Linked DNA regions of Homo sapiens: region 2 is linked to region 1. A link is a loop called in an ENCODE intact Hi-C map of the cell type or tissue named here. Cell type or tissue: chondrocyte. All regions are shown on one strand. Links, peaks and the distances in the headings refer to the core of each region. The heading gives the core; the rest is flanking DNA. Region 1 holds the start of LOC124904253. Region 2 has its middle 20 kb from the start of ANKRD62.

The links. Hi-C counts contacts between places; a loop is a spot of excess contacts. Peaks named below come from ENCODE experiments on the same cell type or tissue, not always from the same donor. Only the 100,000 strongest peaks of a DNase experiment are listed, where the experiment ranks them.
Region 2: it touches region 1 in a loop (4-fold over the local background); 14 of 110 quality-filtered maps call a loop at or near these places.

The regions. Positions count from the first base shown.
Region 1 is chr18:12,230,600-12,242,305 of GRCh38, forward strand. LOC124904253 reads right to left here and starts at 563. Exons shown (of 1, transcript XM_047437982.1): 1 at 1-563. The coding sequence starts at 382. RefSeq lists a silencer at 6,696-6,775. In chondrocyte, for the core only: CTCF peaks have their summits at 6,791 (motif pointing left) and 6,998; no DNase peak of the experiment used is centred there.
Region 2 is chr18:12,068,038-12,079,743 of GRCh38, forward strand. It overlaps the pseudogene LOC646044 and the pseudogene ADGRA3P1. Among named protein-coding and RNA genes, the nearest start is that of ANKRD62, 20 kb to the right of the region's middle. RefSeq lists a silencer at 8,502-8,671. In chondrocyte, for the core only: a CTCF peak has its summit at 6,900; no DNase peak of the experiment used is centred there.

The DNA.
Region 1 (11,706 bases), core at 5,232-7,731:
GGTTAGTTCTGAGAAAGCAGAGGACGGAGCAGGGAGTTGCTGTGGCAGCTGGTGTGGCCTCCGGTGCAGCAGGGAGGATGGGCGAGTGCCTCTGGGTAACACCTTTCTTGTGGTACTTGTGTCTCCAGAGCTTGGATTGGCAACAGGAGACAAGACTCCAGCAGTGACGATGATGACGCTCCAGGTAGATGGGCACCCTGGAGAGGGGACGCCATGAAAGTGGCTTCCCGGGAGCAGTCCACTCAAGCCTGCCGCTTTGGAGACCAGGGAAGGAAGAGGGAGATGAAATTAGAAAAAAAAGAAAATGTGTTATGTTTAAATGTTCATGATGGTAAAAAAAGTGATGATGTCTAGGGCCTTTGAGTGTTGTGTTTGTCATCATCTTTTCTTGCTTTGCTTCTCAAACATTATCTTTCCCTCAGGACCTGCTCTTTTCTGCCTCTTCCACACCAAATCCCAAATACTTGGGTTCTATTGGTTATCGTCTCTTGAGAATTGGCTTGGTTTCTCCTGACTGCTTAGAGTAAAATGCAACAAGAGACTGGGTTTTGGAGCTGCAGGATGTCTGTGGGCGCAGCTCTCCCCAGGGCACTTGACACTGGGAGTCAGGTGGGGGTGGGGACTGGGCCCCTCCTGTCTGCACTCTCAGGTGGGGGTTGGGGGTGGGCCCCTCCTGTCTGCACTCTCAGGTAGGGGTGGGGACTGGGCCCCTCCTGTCTGCACTCTCAGGTGTTGTTGCAGCAACTTAGTGCTTCTGCCCCCTCTGCTGACTCCTGCTTTGAAGGCACTCCCGTGGCTGTGGAACTTCCAGAATCAGCCTCGGTGTGATGCAGTTGTAGCAAACTCAGCCCCTTCTATGCTGAGCTCTGGAGCTGGGAGGGCACCTCAGAGTCCTGAACTGGGTGAGGGCCCTCCCACAGGGCCGCCCTCACCTCTCAGGGTCACCCCGGGGCCATCCAGGGCGGGGCTTTCAGACAGAGGAGTTTCCTTCAGGGGTCTCAGGCACCGGGTCATGGATGGAGTTGTGGCACATCAGCCACCGCAGGCTCCTGGGACCCGGGACTGGAGGAGCCTTCCCCAGCTGATCTTGCTCTGCAGAGCCCGGCCCACGGTACCCACTGGAGTCCCAGAGGCACAGGGTGCTGCCCCCAGTCCTGAGGGTCTTTCCTGTTCCTTGTGAGTGGTGGCGCTGGTCAGCACGTGGGTCAGCGTGGAGGATGCAGGAAGAAGAGCAGCACCACGCAGGTGGAACCAGGAGGGGCTGCTCCGTGAAAAGGGGGAAGGCTTTATATGGCCACGTGGCCAAAGAATCTGTATGAATGCCCAAAAGGCATATAAAATGTATGGAGCATTATGAATCCAAAATGGAACATTGCATCACAATGCTATCTCTTTACACAAACATAATAATGCCCACAGTGAACAGAGTGGGAAGAATTGATGAGGACACAGGCCACAATTTGAGGCAGGAGGGAGTTAAACCCAAAGTGCACGCTACCAGCAGCTCCTTAGAGGCCCATGTAGCCCCTCGGGAGGACTGCAGAGTCCAGGGGCAGGAGGCGGCACCCCCGCCCTTCCTCACAGCTCTCTGGAAGACCCTGTGGTTCGAGGTCACTTTCCTGAGGGCTCACCACATCGCCCGTGTACATATAACTAGGCAGGAGTATTGCCCATTAGGAGGCTACTTTGGTGCTGCAGCTTGGATTTTGGGCCAAGAGCTCAAGCACTTGCTGGCCTCACCCGCCCCAGCTGCTCCAGCCTCCCGGCCTCCAAACCTGCAGTTTCCTATGCCCGATGCCCCAGCCCCTGCACCAGCTGGACTCACCCTCACTCCGTATAGTTTTTATTTCCATATTCTTGTACAGTCTCCACTATTTTAACATTTCACATTCGTGTTGTACATTTGATAAAACTGTAGAAACCAATATTGATAAATATTGATACGTTATTAATCCAATGTCAGGGACCCACCATTATGCACCAAGTAGATTCACTGCCCTAAAACTCCTGCTTGGCCTCCTTCCCACGCCTGGACTTTGGTAACCACCGATCTTTTTACTGTTGTTATAATTCTAGCTTTTCTAGAATGCCATATTGCTGGAATTATACAGCCTTTTCCTATTGACTTTTTTTCACTTAGAAATGTGCATTTAGGCTAGGCTCATGCCTGTAATCCCAGCACTTTGGGAGGCCGAGATGGGCAGATCACGAGGTCAGAAGTTCCAGACCAGCCTTTTCAACATGATGAAACCCCATCTGTACTAAAAATGCAAAAATTAGCTCGGCGTGATGGCACGCACCTGTAATCCCAGCTACTTGGGAGGCTGAGGAGGAGAATTGCTTGAACTTGGATTAAATATATATACTCAGATTAAATGCATATAATTTAATTTAATTTAATATAATTAAATATAATTTAATCTGAGTCACAGCACCAAAAAAAAAAAACAAAAAAACAGAAATATGCATTTAAGTTGTCTCCATTCTGTTTTGTGGCCTGACAGCTCATTTATTTGAATCACTAGCGATACCTCATTGCATGGATGTACCACATTTGGTTTATCATCCACTGAACTGCCTTTTGGTTGCTCTCAGGTCTTAGCAATCATGAACGAAGCTGCTATAAGCGTCTGCGCACAGGCTTTGTGTGGACACACGTTTTCAACCCATGTGGGTGAGCACCTGATGTGACTGTGGGATGGGTGTAAAGCACATGTATAGCTGGGCGGGGACCTGCCATCTGTCTTCCAAAGGGGCTGACACCATCTGCATCCCCACCAGCCATGAACGAGTTACTCTGTGGCTAGTTTAGCTCAATTACTAGTTTCATTCATGTGTTCAACAGGGTTTCTCTATGCTGGCAGGTTAAAACTCAGACATCCTACACAATTTTAATAACATTCTTAAGGTCAAGTCTAGTTACTTACTTGAACTTTCTTATCAGTTGAATCCACCACACGCCTGCTATTTTCTCTGACCTGACAGTGGCTGTCTGATGGTGCAAACTTTGTATTCAGGAAATTCCCAAAGTGAGTCAGCAACAGCAGACCTTGTCACAATAACCTAAAACCCTCCCCTCGAGACCCCGGCCCCATTCCATGCTTGGTATATCATCAGCTATCTGATGTCTGTAAAAGATGACCATGTAGGCCAGGCACGATGGCTCATGCCTGTAATTCTAGCACTTTGGGAGGCCGAGGTGGGCGGATCACGATGTCAGGAGTTCAAGACCAGCCTGGCCAACATGGTGAAACCCTGTCTCTACTAAAAATACAAAAAGTTAGCCAGACGTGGCCTGTAACCTCAGCTACTTGGGAGGCTGAGGCAGGAGAATCACTTGAACCCAGGAGGCAGAAGTTGCAGTGAGCTGAGATCACACCATTGCACTCCAGCCTGGGCAACAGAGCAACAATTCGTCTTGAAAAAAAAAAGACTATGAAATTATAATTTTTAATAATTCATTTATGTTATAATTCTCAGCAGGGGAAGTGTTCTACCACCCATAACTGAAGATTCTGGACATTATTATAAAGGTCTGTTTTAGATCTGGGTAAAAATTTGGTCCACTTTTCTGCTGTTTTGTCTCTGGGGCAAGAAACATAAAGACCCCGAAGTCTATCCCATTCCTCTCGATAGGCTCAGGCTGAGGAACAAATTCAGGACCTTCATTCATTAGAAGCCACCCCTGTAACCCCTCCTACCTTCCTTAGTCGAGGGCAGATGGCTGAGGTGGAGGAAAGCTCCCTCAGCCTCCTTGGGCTACTCCAGTTTGCATTTGGGCCCCAGAGGAGTCTCTTCTGTGATGGGGCATGAGCCCAGTCTCCCCACAATGATCCCCTGAGCAGAATATTTCCTGAAAACAGGCTTCCAGTGAGAAGGGCCAGGCTGTTCCAGCCATGAGGAAAATGCCCTGCGGGGGACTCGAACATCCAAACAGCCAGGAGGGTCAAGGAGATGGACTCTGCTTTCCGCAAAGCTCCTGCACACTTCCGCGTCAAGGGCTTCTGTGATACTCAACACAATCCCATCTCCACATGGTCAGTGACAACCCCAACCAGGCAAGCTGTCCACCAGCACAAGAGGGAGTCTGCCCGCCCCCGATCAGCTCAGCTGGTCCACACTCCCAAAAACCCATATTCAGGGGTGGGGGGCAATTGTCCCCACTGGCACCACCTGCAAATGCAAGTAACGCAGTGTCCTGCAGTGCGGACACCAATCAGGCTTTACTGAGGACATTTTCAAGAGTGGGCTCGGCTCAGCGTGGCTCACGGTTCTTCTGCCTCTCGTGAGCCTCAGGGCAGCTGGGTGGATGTGGGCTTGTGCTCCAGGATCAGCACCCTCCAGATTCTCTGCTTTTTAATAAATGCAGTGGTAAGAGGCCGTGCAAGGAGGAGTGATGGGAGGAAGAAGCTCTAGCCGCTCAGGGGAGGTGCAAGGCCAAGACTGGAGTCAGTCTTACCGCTCTCGCTTGACCAGATTCTGAGCAGAATTGTGGGGGGCTGGTGTGGTAAGAATTCCTCCTTTCGTCAGCATGATCAGTGTCCTGAGACCTCGGCTGCAGCCTCCAGAGTGAGCCCCTTGTGGCTGTCACAACTTTCTAAGTGGAAGAACTTTTCATCTGTCCTCTTATGTTCAGTGCCTGGGGCCCTGCAAATTAAACTTTAAAAAGACAGATAAACAGGAAAAAGGCAAACAATTTTAAAAAAATTAATGTGGCTGAGTGGTGCGGTGGCTCACACCCTTAATCCCAGCACTTTGGGAGGCTGAGGCAGGTGGATTGCTTGAGGTAAAGAGTTCAAGACCAGCCTGGGCAACATAGCAAGACCCCGTCTTTACAAAACTTAATGAATTAAATAATTTAAATTGTTTAAATAAATGTTCTATGTGGATGAAAATTTACAGAAAACAAGTGAAACTCAAAGGAATGGTTAGACTCAGGGGCTTACCTGCCATTTTAACAGAGAAAAGGGGGTTTGGGCTTCATGGACGGCAAATCATGGAGAGGTGGCTGGGAACATATGGGGGACGCTAACAGAAGGTGAGGGTGAGTTTAGCAAGGTTTGTTCACGCTCACTCCCTCTCCAGTGAGAAGAGTCACTCTCCCCTCCTGGCGTGGAGAGGGGGAACCTTCACAGGGGAGTTTATGCCCTGCTTTCACATGGGAAAGGGGAGGGCAGACAGCTCGTCCTGCATATGCCCATTCTCAGTTTCCTCAGCTCAAAATAATCCTTATGCCAAAGTGGCACATTTGGGGGTGCATATTCAGGACCCTTTCAATATGTAAAGCACTTAGCACCACTGCTGGCCATATTGAGCGCTCATATTAAACATTTCTTATTACTTTTATATTTACCATAGTTAGGTTCTGAGCTGGGTGTAACATCATTCCTGTCCTCAAGAAGTTAACAGTTTGAAGCAAACGGAGAGACGCATGAACACAGACAGGTACACAAGGTCATCAGTGGTGAGTGCTGTGGAAACGCAGCCGAGGGCAGGGCACGCAGAAGGAGCAGTGCGTGATGTTGGCGTGGGGGTTCCAGGAGGTTCTGCAGGAGGGCCCCTCTTGAGCTGGGTCTTGGAAGAGGAGTGGGTTTTAGGTGGAGGAAGAGAAGAACTCTAAGCAGTAGAAACCACAGGAACGAGGACACGGAGTCCTCATGAACATGTGCAGCGAATTCAGGATCAGCGAGGGGCCCGTGTGGCCGGCGGGAGGGGGTGGCGTGGGCGGCAGGCAAGTGGGTCCAGGGGAATGGCCACAGTCACAGCAGCTGGCACCTGGCGGAGGCTCACCCTGGGCTGGCACACCGGGCTGGAAGGTCTTGGAGCTGCACGAGCCGTGCTAAAAACTCTGTGATTCATCTCGTAGCCAATGAGGGGCTATCGGACACATCTGAGCAGACTGCTGTTTGGGAAAGGACAGGCACACGCAGGCTCTTGGTAAATGCGCGGTGAATTAAATTGAACTGGATCATGGTATAAAGAGTCTATCTGGTGGCAAGTCCCATGTAAGGGGTTATAAAATAGAAGTCCTAGCAATGAAATAGGCCAAATGCAGTTGATAAGTGGAAGTAATGAGTGGGCCCAAGATCCCATAGCTCATTTTAGAATGAGTGAAAAATATAAGGCACAGTAGAGCAGCAGTTTCTACCACGGGCCACTGACTCACAGAGCTTGTGAATGACATGTGTGAAGCACCTAAGTGTCGTTTCTTATTCCTGAGGGAGTGAGGTGAAGATTCGCCCTGGCCTATGACAAAAAAGGGTCCTTCTGAGGCTGGGGGGATGTGCAGGCCCATCCTATCTCAGGAGTGGGGAATCTGGAAGCCATGTTCATAGCCTCCCTAGCTAAGTAGCTGCGAGTTCAGCTGAGCTGAGCTTCACGCTCTCCCCTGGGCTTGTAGGGCATTGTTCAGGGACACAGGAAGCCGCACCTGCGCTGGGGCGTACGCAGGGCAGGCAAAAATGACATAACTGTTACCATGGGCTCTGAAAGCCCTACGCTTGGGCTGCACTGGCCACAGCTCACCTCCTCTAGAGCTTCATAGAACGCACACGCTTGCAAACCCACAGGCGCGCTGATAAACCTCAGGGCTTCCCCCAGGGTCTCACCAATCCTCTATTGACAGCTGTGGCTGGAGAACCTCCACGCAAGCCAGAATGTGGGAAGATGGCCCGGTGGGTGGAGTGGGGGTGAGGACAGCAGGGGAGCCAGTCCAGGGGTGCTTTGTCTCAGCGGGAACTGTGCGGAGTTTGTCAGTGCCCGGTAACTGTCGTGTCGCCTGCCCCCTGGTGGCCGCGGGCGCACACCGCTCTCCCCAGGCCTTCCTGCACCGCCTCCTGATAGAGATGGGGCCATCTGGGGAGCAAACCGTGCCGGGAGCCAGTGTTGCCTGCAGAAACCACTGGGCACGAGAGCCTCCTCCCTGGACAGTGCAGAGGGTCTTGCCCCTGGAAACGCACAGGAGACGACCTTTGCTGTCTTTTGGCTTGAAATAACCTCCGGCTGTATTTCTACATTGGCTCCAAAGACACACGTTTCAGCCTCTGGAAAAGCAGGAGCGTTTGCTTACCCAGGGTCACTGTCGGATTCAGTGCTGGTCATGGGTGTCGTCCTCTGTTCCTGTGCTGGCCTCTGAACAATGCAGAAAAGGAAGGAAAAAGTGACCAGACAGTCAATCTTTGCTGCCCTAGTTTTTCATTTTTAAAAATTATGATGCCATATTTGCACACCCACGTTCATAGCAGCACTATTCACAGTAGTCAAGAGGTGGAAGCAGCCTAGATACCCATCGATGGGTGGATGCATGATCACCACGTACTGCATGCATGCAACGGAATATTATTCAACCGTCAAAAGGAAGGAAATCCTGAGACAAGCTGCATCATGGATGAAACTTAAAGACATCGTGCTAAGTGAAATGAGCCAGACACAGAAGAACAAATACTGTGTGATTCTACTTACATGAGGTACCCAGAGTGGTCCAATTCAAAGAGACAAAATACAAGCATGGTGGCCAGGGCCTGGGAAGGGGGTGGTGGAAGTTGCTGTTTAATGGGTGCAGAGTTTCAGTTTGGGATAATGAAAAAGTTCTAGATATCTGTTACATAGCAGTATGAATACACTTAACGCTACTGACCTGCACACTTAAAAATGGCTAAGATGGTAAAGTTTATGTGTTTTTTTACCACAATTAAACATTTTAAAAATTATTTTTTAAATATGATAACTATTGACTATTCTCTTTTTGCAGCATTATTTATTTTATATTTTACATTCTTTTGTGCTGAGGTGTAGTTTATATACAATAAGTTACACAGTTCTTCTGTGTTCAGTTTGATGAGCTTTGACTACACCAAACAAGATATGAAGAACATTTCCATCACTCAGAAAGTTCCCTCGTGTCTCCACCCCATCAGCCCCCTTCCCCAACCAGATAATTGCTTTCTGACTCTGTCACTAGACATTATTTTTCTCTTTGAGGTTAAAAATTATATTCAGTGAAATGCACAGTTCCAGGCATACAATTTGTGAGTTTGACAAATGTCTGTACCCACGTAACCAACACTGTAATCTAGATGCAGACATTCCCTATAGCTCCAGAAAGTCCTTTCTGTCCCTTCCTGCCTGTGACATCCTCTACCAAGGTCATCAGTGATCAATGTCCTAAAAACACAGCAAAGTTCTGGGGACACAGAAAGAGCAGTCTCCCCCGATAGGTCATTCTACGTGTTCTTGAACTTCACAGAAATGGAGTCGTGCAATCTGAGCTCTTTTATGCCTGGCCCTCCCACTCAGCATGTTTTTGGACTCACCCGTGCTGCTGTGTAGATCAGCAGCTTGTTCCTTTTTCTTGTCGAGTAGTATTCTGTTGCATAAATACACCAGCAACTGCTTATCTATTCTGTTAGTGAACATTAGTTAGGGCTGTTTCAGGTTTTGGTTGCTGTGAATAAGGCTGCTATGAATATTCTTGTGCAAGTCTTTTTGTCAACAAATGTTTTGTTTTTCTTGGGTGAAACACTGGGAGAAGTGGAGCTGCTAGGTAATAGGATAAATGTGCACTTTACTTTTCAAAAACTGCCAGAGTTTTCCACAATGACTCAACCATTTTGCACTCCTACCAGTCTTTTTCACATGACTTACACACAGTAAAGTTCATTCTTTTTAATGTATATTTCTGCACATTTTGACAAATGCATACAGTTATGTAACTACTGCCACCCTCGGGATATATGACAAGCCCATCGCCTCCAAAATTCCCATGTGTCCCCATCATAGGCTCCCTCCCCACAACTCTGCCTCCTGGTCACCCTGATCTGCTCCTATATTTTTGCCTTTTCCAGAATGCCACATAAATGGAATGATGCAGTGCATGGTCATTTGAATCTGGCTTCTCTCTTCGCATAATGCATTTGGGGTTCATGCGTGTTGTTGGAGGTGTCAGTAGCTCGTTCCTGTTTACCGCTGGGTAGTGTCCATTTACGAACACACCAGCTTGTTCATCCCTGGCTGGGGCACGTACATCCATGCAGTTCAGTGGCATTCACACTGAATTCCATTCCCATTGCTGTGCAATCATCACCACCACCCACTTCCAGGACTTTTTCATCATTCCAAACAGAAACTCTGTACCCATTCAACAATGGTGCCCTACTTCTGCCCCCACCCCAGCCTCTGGGAACCTCTATTCAATTCTGTCTCTATGAATTTGACTACTCTAGGTACCTCATGTAAGTGGAATCATACAATATTTGTCCTTTTGTGATAGACTTATTTTATTTAGCATAATGTCCCCGAGGTTTAATCACGTTTTAGCATGTATCAAAATCTCATTCCTTTTTAAGGCTGAATAGCATTCCATTGTCTGGCAATGCCACATTTTGTTTGTCCATTCATCTGTGGATGGCCATTTGTGTCATTTTCACCTTTTGACTATTGTGAATAATGCTGCAATGAACGAGTGTTCATTTGAGTCTCCGCTTTCAGTTCTTTTGGATATATACCTGAAAGTGACATTGCTGAATCATATGTCAATTCTGTTTAACTTTTTAAAGAAAAACTAAAGTGTTATCTTTTTTTCTTGCAGTGGCTGCACCATTTTACATTCCCATCAGCAATGCACGATGGGCTCCAATTCCTCCGCATATTCACCAGCATTTGTTACTTCCCTTTTTGTTGAAAATTGCCATCCTAATGGGTATGAAGCGGTACGTCATTGTGGACTTGATTTGCATTTCCCTATTAATTAGTGATGTTGAGCATCTTTTCATGTGCTTATTGGACATTTGCATATCTTCTTTGGAAAATTATCTGTTCAAGTTCTTTGCCCACTTTCGAACTGGGTTGTTGAGTTGTAGGAGTTCTTTATATATTCTGGATATTAAGCCCTTATTAGATATATGATTTGCAAATATTTCTCCCATTCTGTGAGTTATCTTTTCACTTTCTTTATAGTAAGAATTTAATGAGCTTTTTATGCAATTGTAAATGGTATTTAAAATTTTCCATTTCTAATTATTCATTGCTAGTATATAGAAAAATCATTGATATTTGTATATTGACCTTATACTTAGTGACTCTTCTGAATTCACTTGTTAGCTCTAGTAGCTCTTTGCATTTTCTACATTAAAAAATTATGTCATTGCAAGAAGATAATGTTTTATTTCTTCCCTTGCAATCTGTGTGCTTTCTTTCTTTTTCTTGCCTATTGCACTGGCTAGAGACTCCAGTATGATGTTAAACAGGGGTGGGGAGGGAGGGCATCCTTGCCTTGTTCTCAATCTTAGGGGGAAAGCATTCAATCTTTCACTATAATGTTAGTTATAAGATTATTTAAAAATTGAGATATAATTCACATATGATAAAAGTCACAATTTTAAAGTTTAAAATCATTGTTGTTCAGTTTATTCCCAAGGTTATCCAATCGTCATCACTACCTAATCCAAAACATTTTCTTTTTTTTTTTCTTGAGACAGAGTATTTTAGAGTGCAGATCTCCCCACGGCACTCCAGTCACCCAGGCTCACTGCAGCCTCCGCCTTCCAGGTTCAAGCGATTCTCTTGCCTCTGCCTCCTGAGTAGCTGGGATTACAGGCGTGTGCCACCAAGCCTGGCTAATTTTTGTATTTTTAGTAGAGACGGGGTTTTACCATGTTGGCCATGCTGGTTTCCAGCTCCCGACCTCAAGTGATTCACCCTCCTCGCCCTTCCAAAGTGCTGAGATTACGGGTGTGAGCCACCGTGCCCCGCCTCTAATCCAAAACATTTTCATCACTCCAAAAAGAAATCCCATAGCGCCACCAGCAGCCACTCCCCATCTCCCCCTCCTCCCAGACCCTGGCAACCACGACCCTATTTCTATTTCTGTGCATTTGCCTATTCTGGACATGTCTGGCTCCTTCCACCATGCATGATGTTTTCAAGCTTGATTCCTCTTACAGTGCATATCAGCACTTCACTCCTTTTTCTGGCTGAACACTATGCCATTGTATGGATGTGCTACATTCTGTTTATCCACTCATCAGTTGATGGACATTTGGATTATTTTCACTCTTGGTTATCATGAATGATGCTGCTGGGAGTATTCCTGTAGAGATTTTTGTGTGAACACAGATTTTCAGTCCTTTTGAGTAGGTATGTAGGAGTGGAATTGCTGGGTCATAAGGCAACTCTATGTTTAACTTTTTGAGGAGCTGCCAAACTGTTTTCACAGCAGCTGCACCATTTTACATTCCCGCCAGCACCAGGAGTGTGTGAGGGCCATTTCTCCACATCCCATCAACACTTGCTATTTTCCATTGTGTTTTTTCAATACATACATAAATGACAAGATGATCATATGGTTTTTCTTCTTTAGTCTGTTGATGTGGTGAATTATCTTGATGGGGCTTCACCTGTTGAACCTGCCTTGACCAGCAGTGGCCATAACGTGAGCACCTTTCATGTGTTGAGCGGCCATTTGTGTATCTTCTTTTGTCAACTGGCCGTTCAATCTCATGTCCACTTTTGATTTGGGTTCTTCATCTTTTTATTGTTGATTTTCAGGAGTTCTCTAAAGACGCCTCTTCACATATATTTTCTGCAAATATTTCCCCCAGTGTGTAGCTTACCTCTTCCATTTTGTTGGATTGTTATTTGGTAAGCAGAACATTTCAAAATTTAATGAAGTCCAATTTATCAATTTCTTGTTTTACCGATAGTGTTTTT
Region 2 (11,706 bases), core at 5,428-7,927, 160 kb before region 1:
GCGCTATAGTCCTGGAAGGCCTTGGCCTCGCCGGAGTGCTCGCAGGCCTCTCTTCGGTCAGGCGCTGCGCAGTACAGGTCCCAGAAGACGCACCACCAGGAGTGCAGGAACCCGGGGGGCTCCCCCAGCGTGATGTTCTTCTCCCATCGGATCTCAGACAGGAAGGTCTGGGCTGACTTCTGGGCACCGATGTGCAGCAGGTACTCATAGACGTACAGCGCCAACCACCTTGCGGCCAGAAGAGCCTCTTCTCCAAAATGACCCAGAGGCTGGGCAGAGGGGACAGTCATCTTTGTGGAGGGGTGGGGCATCCCAAGTCAGCTTCTCGCGGGCCTGGCTGTCGGAGGGCACGGCCGAACCCTTGCCCCTCTTGGCGTACGTGCTGCTCCGCGCCGCCGCCGCCGCCGGGGCCCACACCTGTCAGGCGGCGCCGCGGGCCGCGCTCGCCGACGCCATAGCTACCCCGGGCCCCAGGCCTCACAGCCCAGAGCCCCGGGCGGGCACCGCGGGCATCGTCCGCGCGGGGGAGCTCCAGACGGCGGCTCCAGCTCCGGCCCCGGCCGCAGGGTGGCTTTTTTTCTTCTCATCACATTTTATCAAAAATCTAATTTTAATGTCACATACTACCCACTATATTTAAATAGCATATATAAACATTTTATAATTACTGCATAGTTAGGCTATTTCCGGTGTTCATGTTGGATATTGCCAGGAATTTTCAGTCCCTAACTGTTCCGATAACTTTTTGCTGACGAGTGCCGTATCTCCTAAAAGACACTGGGCTGTGGGGGTTGGCTTCTTTCTTTCTATGATTCCCAACAAACACGCTATGCACACACTCTCTTACCGCCCAATTGCCCCGTTGTTTCTGAGAGTGGGACTAGATGTAGAAAGATAATAGAAGTCAGGGGAAGGTGGGGTGATCATAATAATGATAAGAGCAAGAGTCTGGCTTTCTCAGAAGGAGGCTTCTATTCAGGAAGGACACAGTTGCCCAGTTTCTATTTAGTGCGAATCTTGTGTTTCTGAATTAGGGGGAACGCTGTGGGAAAAGAATGAAATATACTTGTATCTTTTTTAAGGCTGGCTTGTTTGCTTGGTTTCCATGGGAGACATATACATACAACACTATCATTTGAGTTTTGCAATTCAGTTAAATTGACCTACTAGTGAAAATTCCTTTACGATTCTATTTAAGATTCCTAAAGGGATTTTTACTAGTAGCTCAACTTACTCTGTGTGTGTGTGTGTGTGTGTGTCTACTTTCCAGTGTGTCTACATCTACTTTAGTGGGAATTGGTAGAGGAAGCGTTATAGACTGCCAATCAGAACCAATCTTAAACCAGAAATCCTGTAGTCAAGGATTATCTTGGAAAATTCATTATTTGATGATGGAGTTAATTATTTAGGATTCATGTTTCTTTTGAGAGTAATATGGAAGTAAGTTTTGGAAAGAAACAATGTTAAGGTGTTGCAGCACCTTCCGTGCATAGATGAGAGTGTTGAAGCATGGATGTTTGTGAACAGACCTGCCCTAGTCTCTACAAAGAGTGAGTAGGTGTGGCAGGGTCTTTTCAGCCTGACTGGCCAACCCAAAATGAGGGCATAACACATGTGTTGAGCTCATTCAATACCTTCTGGAGTTCAGCTATTTGGATATTAAAAAATTGCTAAGGGCCAAAAAACAAATATTATATTTGTTTGCACTTACTGGGACAACAAAAGAAAATTGAAAAATTCAAAAGCTAAAATGGTAAAAATTAATAATGATAAACATTCATCATTTCTGTTCAGGAAAGTTAGTATATGAAATTTTTAACCTAAAGGGCAAATGTCTTGGCTGCAGATATGCCATATTTGGGATTAAAGGATTAAAGACAAACATCTAATAGAAGAGACAATTCATACAACACACCAATAAAATGTTAAAATTGCTGACAAATCTAAGAAAATTTATTACTAATTATAAAAATATAAGCTAAGATAAAATGTTTTGTAAAAGATAAAACAGCTTTATAAAAACTCAATTCAATTGAGCACATATATTTGAATAAATTTGAGGGTTAGAATTTTGATAGTGTTAATCAAAATTTTACATATACATGTAATCATACTTCTAGGAATTTGCCCTAAAGGAATAATTGAATGAATGTTCAAAGATATAGGTAAAGTTGCTGATCGCATTCTTATGTATAATAGCAAAACTGTAGATATAAATTTACATATTAATCAGAAATTAAATTTTGTTAAATTATGGAACACTATATAAGCAGTAAAGTGATTACATGACTATATTTATAGACATACAGTTAATTATATATTAATATGTAATTAAAGCAGGATTCACAATAGAGTGGTCGTATTTTATATGTGCTGGTCTTAGTGTGTGGGAGTGTCTATGCAAAAATAAAAGATTTTTAGTATTTTCATGTTTTGTAAATCATGATATTTTACAAATAAGGAAAAATATAAAGCTATTTATTTTGAAAAGCGCACTGTTGAACACATGTTGATAGTGAGACTGATGAATTCTGACTTTTGTCTTTTATGAAGGGATCACCTACCCTTCATATACAATGATAAAATATTAAGACATTATGAAAACTGACAAAGGATACATGGTTGATAAAAAGCAAAATATAAACAACAGCAATTGTCATATACTTAAGGGGGTGCCATCTAGATATTTATGATCAGATCAGGGGAAAATAGACATTGCAAGGGAATTAGGTAGATGTGAAAATGATATTTTAAAAAATAATGTCATTAAATATGAAAACTATTAATTAAGGGATGATAAATAATGTTTTGTCTTACCTCTATCTTTTACAATTACTTTTAATCTATTAATGATAAATCTCGTGTGGGAAATAGGACTTGGAAAATTTTATAGATCTCACCATTTAACCCAAAAGGCTGAAATTACTAATTTGCTGAGAAAATTGTGTTACTCGAGTACATATCATCCACTAGAGCAGCCATTTCTGGGGTTAAACAGATTTCAGCTAAATTTTAACAGAAGATCATCTTAATATTGGCAAAGTAAAATGTCACTATTGGTTAATTGAGAAGAAAAATCTATTTTTCTCCTAGAATTTCACATTAAAATTCAATGTTCAATGCATGGTAAAAAGTCTTGGCTCCTTTGATTAGATATGAAAATCTTTTTCTCTCAAGAGTTAAAAATAATGTAAATGAAGCTTCTGGCAGAAAAGTTATGAGTGGTACAATTTCCTGATATTTTAGTTTTATCACCAATTTCCGTGCCAGGCCACATGTTCAGCTGCCTGGCAGCCCCTACAGTATGTGAAAATATTTCCCTTTTTATAGGAATATGCTGGCAAAAAACCACCACTTCCATGAATTATTAATCCTTTTCTGCTAATTATTTTGAAGAAGCAGAGGGGCAGGTCCACATTCAGGTGGCTCTCAGCGGCTGAGACATGCTTCATGAAAAACTGTTGAATTAGATGAAAACTGTGCCTCCTTTGACCACCAGTTTTACCACTACATTAAGTAACCTAGAGGGAAAACGAAGTTACTTTTTTCTGTGGTAAAAATTGAGTAATGAATCAATTGAAAGAATGATTGGTAAAAGTAATCAATGAAGAAACATGATGACCAAGTGAATAATGAATTTACAATATGAAGACAGAGATGTCTGCTTTTCCAGTGATGATGTTCATGAAAATATAAAACTGCAAAATGAAAGGAGCCTGTTAAAAACCCTTTTGTGGCCAGGCACGGTGGCTCACACCTGTAATTCCAGCACTTTGGGAGGCCGAGGTGGGCAGATCAAGAGGTCATGAGATCGAGACCATCCTGGCCAACATGGTGAAACCCCGTCTCTACTAAAAATACAAAAATTAGCTGGGCATGGTGGCACGTGCCTGTAGTCCCAGCTATTCGGGAGGCTGAGGCAGGAGAATCGCTTGAACCTGGAAGGCAGAGGTTGCAGTGAGCTGGGACCGTGCCACCGCACTCCAGCCTGGGTGACAGAGCGAGACTCCGTCTCAAAACAAAACAAAACAAAACAAAAAAACCCTTTTGTGTTATATTAAGGGAGGAGAAAGACCGAAGAGTAACTTGTCTAAAGAAATAAAGATAACCAGAGGCAGAGCTGTTACTAGAATTCAGATGTCTGATTTCAAGTAATAACAAAGCCCTATGGTTTTAAACCACTATTGCAGAAAAATTAGAGGAAATAAAAAATAATTGCCCTTTTTCCATCAGCTGTTGAGAGTATATTAGTGAATGACCTTTGGCTATGTATATTTGTACAGAACGAACTCTCCCTGTGCTTGTGGAGTGTTAAACAAAATTAACACAGGAGAATTCTCAGGGCCTGGATGGAAGGTCGTGTGCAAGGAGGTTTGATGACAGAGAACTTCTATAGGCATTCACAGGCTTCCAGAATTCATCATCAGACACTAAAACTTTGTGGAATAAAAAAGGTGGGTTTTTTTCAGATCTAATCTTTATATTTAATTTTCCCATCTTATAAAATACACATACTATTTTCATAAGAAAAATCACTTTAGTAAATACATAACAGACACTTCTGATGCCTGACAGACAACCTTTAACTGTTTTTAAAAGGATCCACTAAATATATCACTTAGATCTGGCAGTTTGAGAGCTTTTAATGCCTATCCTGAGACAACAGAGTGCCAGCTTGTGTTGGCCAGGCTCAATCACAGATTAAAAAGCTATTTCCCCACAGTACTTTAGTTATGAAATCACCCATAAAAGAATAACTTTCAGACATAATACAAAAATCAATTTAATTAATTATTTCTCTATCTAAGCTAGGTGCATTTTAGGATAACTTGGCATAATTTTATGCTGTGGTAATTAACTTAAAATGAAGCCCTTAAGCCTCCTAATTTTTTTTTCACTACACTAATAAATGGTGAAACCTATGGCCTGTGGTTCAAATTGCCAAAGAACTGTATGTCAGTCACTGCATCACACACAATATTATTACATTTATATCTCAATTATTCAATCCTGAATATTTTCCTGTTTCTTGTGCTGACAGTTAATAAGTTGCCATCACTTGCTTCCAAAGATAACCATAACTTTTCTGTCCTATGTTAACCAGTAAAAGTGACAGCAATCTTCTTCACAGTAAATTTTTACAGAAGTAACTGATGCACTCGTGATTGTTTAAAAGGACTTCCTTCTTAGCATCTGAGGTCATAAAAATGTTTTATTTCATAACCTAATAAAATGATAACCAAGCTTTGCAACTATTTTGCAAAATTGTTCACCTGTATTTGTGCACATACACTTTTCAAATTATACAGAGAAAATAGCATCCCCATTTGATAAATGAAGAATAAGCCCATGGTTAATTAATAACTAATGAAATCACGTCTACTTCCAGTTCAATACGATGCTTCCACCTAAGAAACCCGTCAACGCAGTCAACCATTCTTCCACACGCTGGCAAACAGTTCAACATACACCTCTGGACACCATGTTGCTCAAGTTGAGAGGTGAGCAAAACAGGGTCACATCATAAATATGTATTCTTCGATGGCGAATGTTCTTCCATGTCCACATTCCAAATGTCATTACAATTATTCTAGTAACTAGAAACATCCCACTCCCAGAAATGACTGCTAATCCTGTGGGCAGCTAACCCATCATCTTAAGCAACAATGGAGCACAATATTAATCACAGAGCCAGAATCCAAACGGCCTCTCCCAGTGCAAGGAACATTCACTGCAGGAAAGTGGGCTGTGCCCTGGAGACACAAGTATCAGGAGCAGTTATTAGAAAATCATGGCCCCTGAAGTTCAGAAAACCAATGAAATATTATCCCGCTGACAAGTGAGGTGGCCCATCTGCCTAAGTCTCGTTTATATACATATATCTATTTTCCTTCCTTTAATAACTACATCCTATCAAGTAAAGTGCCTAATGCACTAGGGCCACAGTTCCAAAAACTTATTACCAGAATGCAAGATACTAATTCTTATATATATATTATATATAAGAATATATCTATATTAGTTATATAAATATGTGATATACATATTAGATATATCTAAATATATATTATATATTAGAATATATATGTGATATATAAGTGTGTGTATATATAATTGATATATAAAAATATATTAGAATGATTTAGGAAAACAAGGCTTATTATTTACATTTTAGCAATATTAATGGATCTGAGAAGTTCTACATAAAGAAATATGCAGGTTTTGTTCAGCCCAGTGTTTTCCCCACAGTTGTATACAAAGCACTTTTAGAATTGCAAGTCAGGGCCACATTGTATGAGAAGGTGAATGTGATGCTACAGAAAACTCTTATGGATGAGTCAGGGATCTTGGGTTCTGTTTTCAGGCCTGCCCTAACCTAAGCGTGGGCTTCAGTTTACAACTTGCTTGAGGTTCCCTCTACCTCTATAATTCATTTCTTTATAAGTGATTATATCACAAAAGAAATTGTACATATAAAGTTCTCACAAAGCTTTAAACATAAAGCTTAAGAACACAATAATTCTGCCCCTTAAAAATTATTCAAAGCATTAATTTGCTGCTCATTCATTCTGTAAACTGTGCTTGTCAATTTCTTTCCCCTAGAAGATATCATGTGGACAAGCATATCATGGTTTCAATGTGGTCCCGTTAAGGTAAAATACACCACTTGTAGAATTCACTGCATTTTTAAAACTTATATAGTCCAATCATTTTGAATTTCAAAAAAGCGCCTAAACAGCCTCTCATTTCTCTAGGACATTACAAGGACAATTAAAAGGAATTTACTACAAGATCTGGGTGACTAAAACTCCCGTTACAAAAGATGAGCTCAGGGGTGTGTGGAGAAGAGAAATCCAGCAGGCTGAGCTAAGCAGCCCTGCCTAAGCCACAGTGTGGAGGCAGAGCACTACTTTCTCACCAGCAACCTCTGCTATATCTCTGGACCTTAATGTCCAGGAACTGAGAGTTCATCTCTCCCAGTCCCAGTAACAAACAGGTCATTATAAGAGAAGAGGCAGAAGTATCTCCACAAAATTCTGGAAATTTAAAAGCGTGCTTTTAGTTCAAATATGATAAACATAAACAGGCCTTAAAATATACAGATTGAACTCTGTCACACTACCATTTGTTGACACTGTATGCTACAAATCTGAATTTAGAAAAGTACCTCTTTTGATTTTTCCTCTTTGGTAAATCTTCCAAGTTTTTCAATCATTTCCGCCACAAATATAACATCCATTTTGTCAGAAAAGTTGGCTGCTTCCACAGTGTAAGCCAGTAACTGTAGAGCTGTTGCCACGGCATTGGTAAGATTGAGGGGCATCTGATTAAACATATAAAGAACTCTAGTGACATCATTTGCATACTGACAGCGAGAATAATCATCATCTGCCCAAAAGCCGCCTCTATCACATCTGCGCCAAGCTTTTCTCTCATCCTGTGGGTTTCCGGGATATATCCCACTGCCATGGGTGTTCTGCGTACACTGCAGATACGCAGTAATGCCCGCCAATGTTCTGGGCCATCTGAAATCACCTTTGTTGTTTACCACCCTCTCTGGAGGACAGTACTGTGCAGAACTCTCTAATACCACAATATCCACAGTCCTCGTATTATTCCCACGTTTGGTCTGGACATGACAGCCCTAATTTCCAGTAGATCCAGCCTGATTATTAGAAACGGTTAGGGCACTTGCAATCAAGGAGCAGTTGTGAATCACGTTCTTTTCAACAAAAATACCTTGCGATTCATCGGTTTCAACTATTCTCCCATCCTGATACCACAACACTTGCATGTCCTGATCAATATATGAAGCCATGCACTGGAAAGGAAGGCTGTCTCCTTCAAACACAACTTGGCGATGAGATGGAGTCATGTAGAAAGACGGCAATTCAAGCGGAGGGTCGCATGTCAACAGCTCCTGCTTCACGCCTGTGACTGGTTGGGCCTGCAGTGACTTAGGATAAACACACCTGGTATCCTGTACCGTGATGTTCCTCTCCTTTACCCAGCGATGCATCCACAGTAGGTTACAGTCACACAAAAGATACTCAGTCTGGAATTCCAAAGACCGTAATGAGGAAAGATAATCAAAAGTTCCTTGAGGTAATGAAGAAAACAAATTCCCCGAAAGGTTTAGCCGAGCCAGATTGGTGAGTCCTCGAAATATGTTTGCATTCAGACATCCTATTCGATTGTTTGTCAGATCCAACCTTTTTAGAGATGACAGTCCCCAAAAGGCACCTGGATCTATACGACTAATAAGATTGTTTCGGAGGTCCAATCTTTCAAGGAGAGTTAACCCAGAAAATGAGCCATTCTGCAGCTCGGATATCTTATTGTTACTCAGAATCAGGGTGACCGTGCGGTTGGGCAGAGTATCTGGGGGCAGGACCTGCGCGAGCTCCAGGATGCTGCACACCACCTTGCCCTCGGCGGCGCCCGCCGCCCTGCCAGCCCCTCGGGGACGCCCATCGTGCTTGCAGCAGGCGGGCAGTGCCGCGGCGCCGCCGCCGCCGCCGCCGCAGCCTCCCAGCAGCGCGAGCAGCGCTAACAGCGAGAGCGGCAGCAGCAGCGGCGGCTGCGCGCGGCCCCGCCGGCGTCCGGGCGGCTCCATGCTGCCGGCCGGGGCCTGCTGGGCGAGCGGCGGCGCACTGGCCTAGCGGGCCGCCCCAGAGCCCGGGCGAGCAGGAGCGCGGATCGGGCCCAGTGGCGCCCGGAGCCTCATGGCGGCCGGAGGACCGGCCCTCCCCGGCGCCGACGTGCTCCTTTGTCCTCTGCGGCTGCTCTGGGCCTGGAGGGAGCCAGGGGTCCAGTTTTTTTTTTTTTTTTTAATTATAACCAGATGGTAGAAGGAAGAAGACGCATGATAGGGAGGAGAATAAAAACAGGAATATGGAGAAGGAAGGGGAGACTAGAACACAGTCCCCAAGATAAGACAATACAATGAATAAATAAGAACATTGGCTCTGGGGTCCCTAATCTCTAACTCTTGGTTTCCTCACCTGAAAAGGGGATGTAGTAATAGTACTAATTTCACAGAGTATTTGAGAAGCTTAAGTTAGCTAATATATAGGAAGCTAGCACCTACTTGGTAAGGGATTAATAACCGTAAACTATTTCATTGCTATGTTAATTTGGGGGAAATGCCACTCTTGATTTAAAATAGGACTAAAGATGGCTAGAAATTGTTTGTTTGTTTGTTTGTTTGTTTGTTTTGAGACGGAGTCTCACTCTGTCGCCCAGGCTGGAGCACAGTGGCGCAATCTCGGCTCACTGCAAGCTCCGCCTCCCGGGTTCACACCATTCTCCTGCCTCAGCCTCCCGAGTAGCTGGGACTACAGGCGCCCGCCACCACGCCTGAATAATTTTTTGTATTTTTAGTAGAGACGGGGTTTCACCTTGTTAGCCAGGATGGTCTCAATCTCCTGACCTTGTGATCCGCCCGCCTCGGCCTCCCAAAGTGCTGGGAGCACAGGCGTGAGCCACCGCGCCCGGCCTAGAAATTGTTAAACATGCTTTCCTCACAACCTAAAATTTGGATGCTCAAGGAATTGTTCTTATTTTCATTGTCTATCTTGAGTGCTCTTTGAGATACAGGTATCAGAGCCCCGACTTAAAATGAGAATAGGTGACCCAGGTTATTTTTTCTTCCCTGTAACTGGGAAGTGAGGGAAGGCGAGGGCATCCTGATGGAGTGCACAGAGGCAGATGGGGATGCCATGAGGGGTCAGCCTCCTCTCTCCATCCCTGCTTCCCTCTGCACACGTGACCCATTCTTCCCTCTTACACACAGGCTGTTGCATGTGGCAGCAAACTTGGTCATGGGTGAGCCTGGCTTTCTGGCAGCTGAGGAGAGAGAGCTTCCTACCAGATAGGTGCAGAAACTGGCAGAGGTTCCATCTTGACCCCATGTAGCTAATTGTGGTGCAGCAATGTTATTAGAGAGGAGGGAAAATGGAAGCCACAGAGGTTGATAGGTAGATAGGGTGGAAGAGGGAGGGTGAGAGGAGAATGGACAGGCAGAGCTGGATTCATTCGTAAAGGAGCGATGGCTGGTTTACTTATTCAGGAGGAAACATCCTACCTGAAAGGAGCTTAAAGGCTGGTTTGTCACCCTGGACACACGTGGTAGACACTGGGACCTGCTCTGCAGCTGAATGCAATTTAGTCCAAGGTTTGTTTACCGTGTCTGGACTCTGCCATCTTCCACTCTGCATTTCAATTCTGTTGACTGGATACTGGATCTGCAAAGGACAGTTTCTGAAAGTGAAGAATCACAGTTCATTATTTCTAACTATTTCATCTAAGATTTGAAAGGAAAAAATCCCTTCTATGAATTACAGTTGGCCCTCCGTATCCATGAGTTCTGCACCCACAAATTCAACTGACCTCAGATCAAAATTATTTGAAAAAGCGTATTTGAAAAAAATACAACAATAAAAACACTACAAATGTAAAAAAAGTACAATATAACAACTATTTACATAACATTTATATATATTACTATGTATTATAATTAATCTACAGATGATTTGAAGTATGCAGGGGATGCTAGGTTATATACAAATTCTACACTGTTTTAGATCAGGGATGTGAACACTTGCAGATTTTGGGGTCCACAGGGGTCCTGGAATTAATTCCCTGTGGATACTGAGAGATGACTGGACATCCATTCTGCATGCTATATATTTTCCTTTTAATTATTATTGCTGTTTCGGTTTCCCTGAAAAATACAACATGTTTTAAACTTCTCTATATTATAAATCTCATTTAAAAAGTGTTGAATCAATGAAGTCTGCCAGCTACTTCTTTCCCCTTGTTGGACTGCTTTGGCGAAAGTGAATAGTATTACCTTACCATGTAAAGCATGGTTAATGGCTTTAAAAGAATTCCCTGGCAACTGAATAATGGGCTGCCAGAAATATTCGTGGTGCCAAAGGATCTGGACATGTCTGTTCCATTTATTGTGTGTTTCTTGTTTCATCATGATTAAGTGCTCACAAAAGGCATAAAAATCCAAACCTCTAGGGTATGTGGAGTTTGAGGGCAGAAACCATATTTTAATATATCTAGTCTCATACCTAGCATGTTAAGATGGTTAGGAAAGTATCAATGGCAAAAAATGATGAGCCTGTGGTATGTCAGACACTGAAATTATTAAGTTGATTTCTGGTGAATAGAAAGAAGTCGTTCTGCCACTGCTGTTGTGCCTGGTTGAGTGGCCTAATGTTTATTCTCAGGAGTACTGAGTGTCTTGCATCGAAACCTTTTGACTTGTCCTGCCTGTTTAAATAAGTTTACATTTCACAGAAATAGGAAGGTGGGGCTTATTTTTAAATTAAAACTCCCTGTTAAAAAAGCCTGACAATGTAGTATAGCAAAATCATTTAAATTAAAAAATTTACCTGAATAATAAATGGAACCTATTAAGAAAAAAATTGAACCTATTAAAAACAAAAAATAGGAATAATACTGAAAATATCTTAGAAAACAATGGAAATGCAGAAAAATGTAAAAGGTGCTTTGTTTCTTCCATGAAGCAAGAGAAGTCAAGGCGAGCAGCATCTCAACCTCCTCACCGTCCAATCCTTCCCTCTGGGGACCCTCCACACTTGGCCTGTGCTTGGCCATCTGGTTCTCATTTTGGCAGGAGACTCTCATCTCTCCCACCTTGTAGTCTAGGCAGGCAGTTGTCATTGGCCT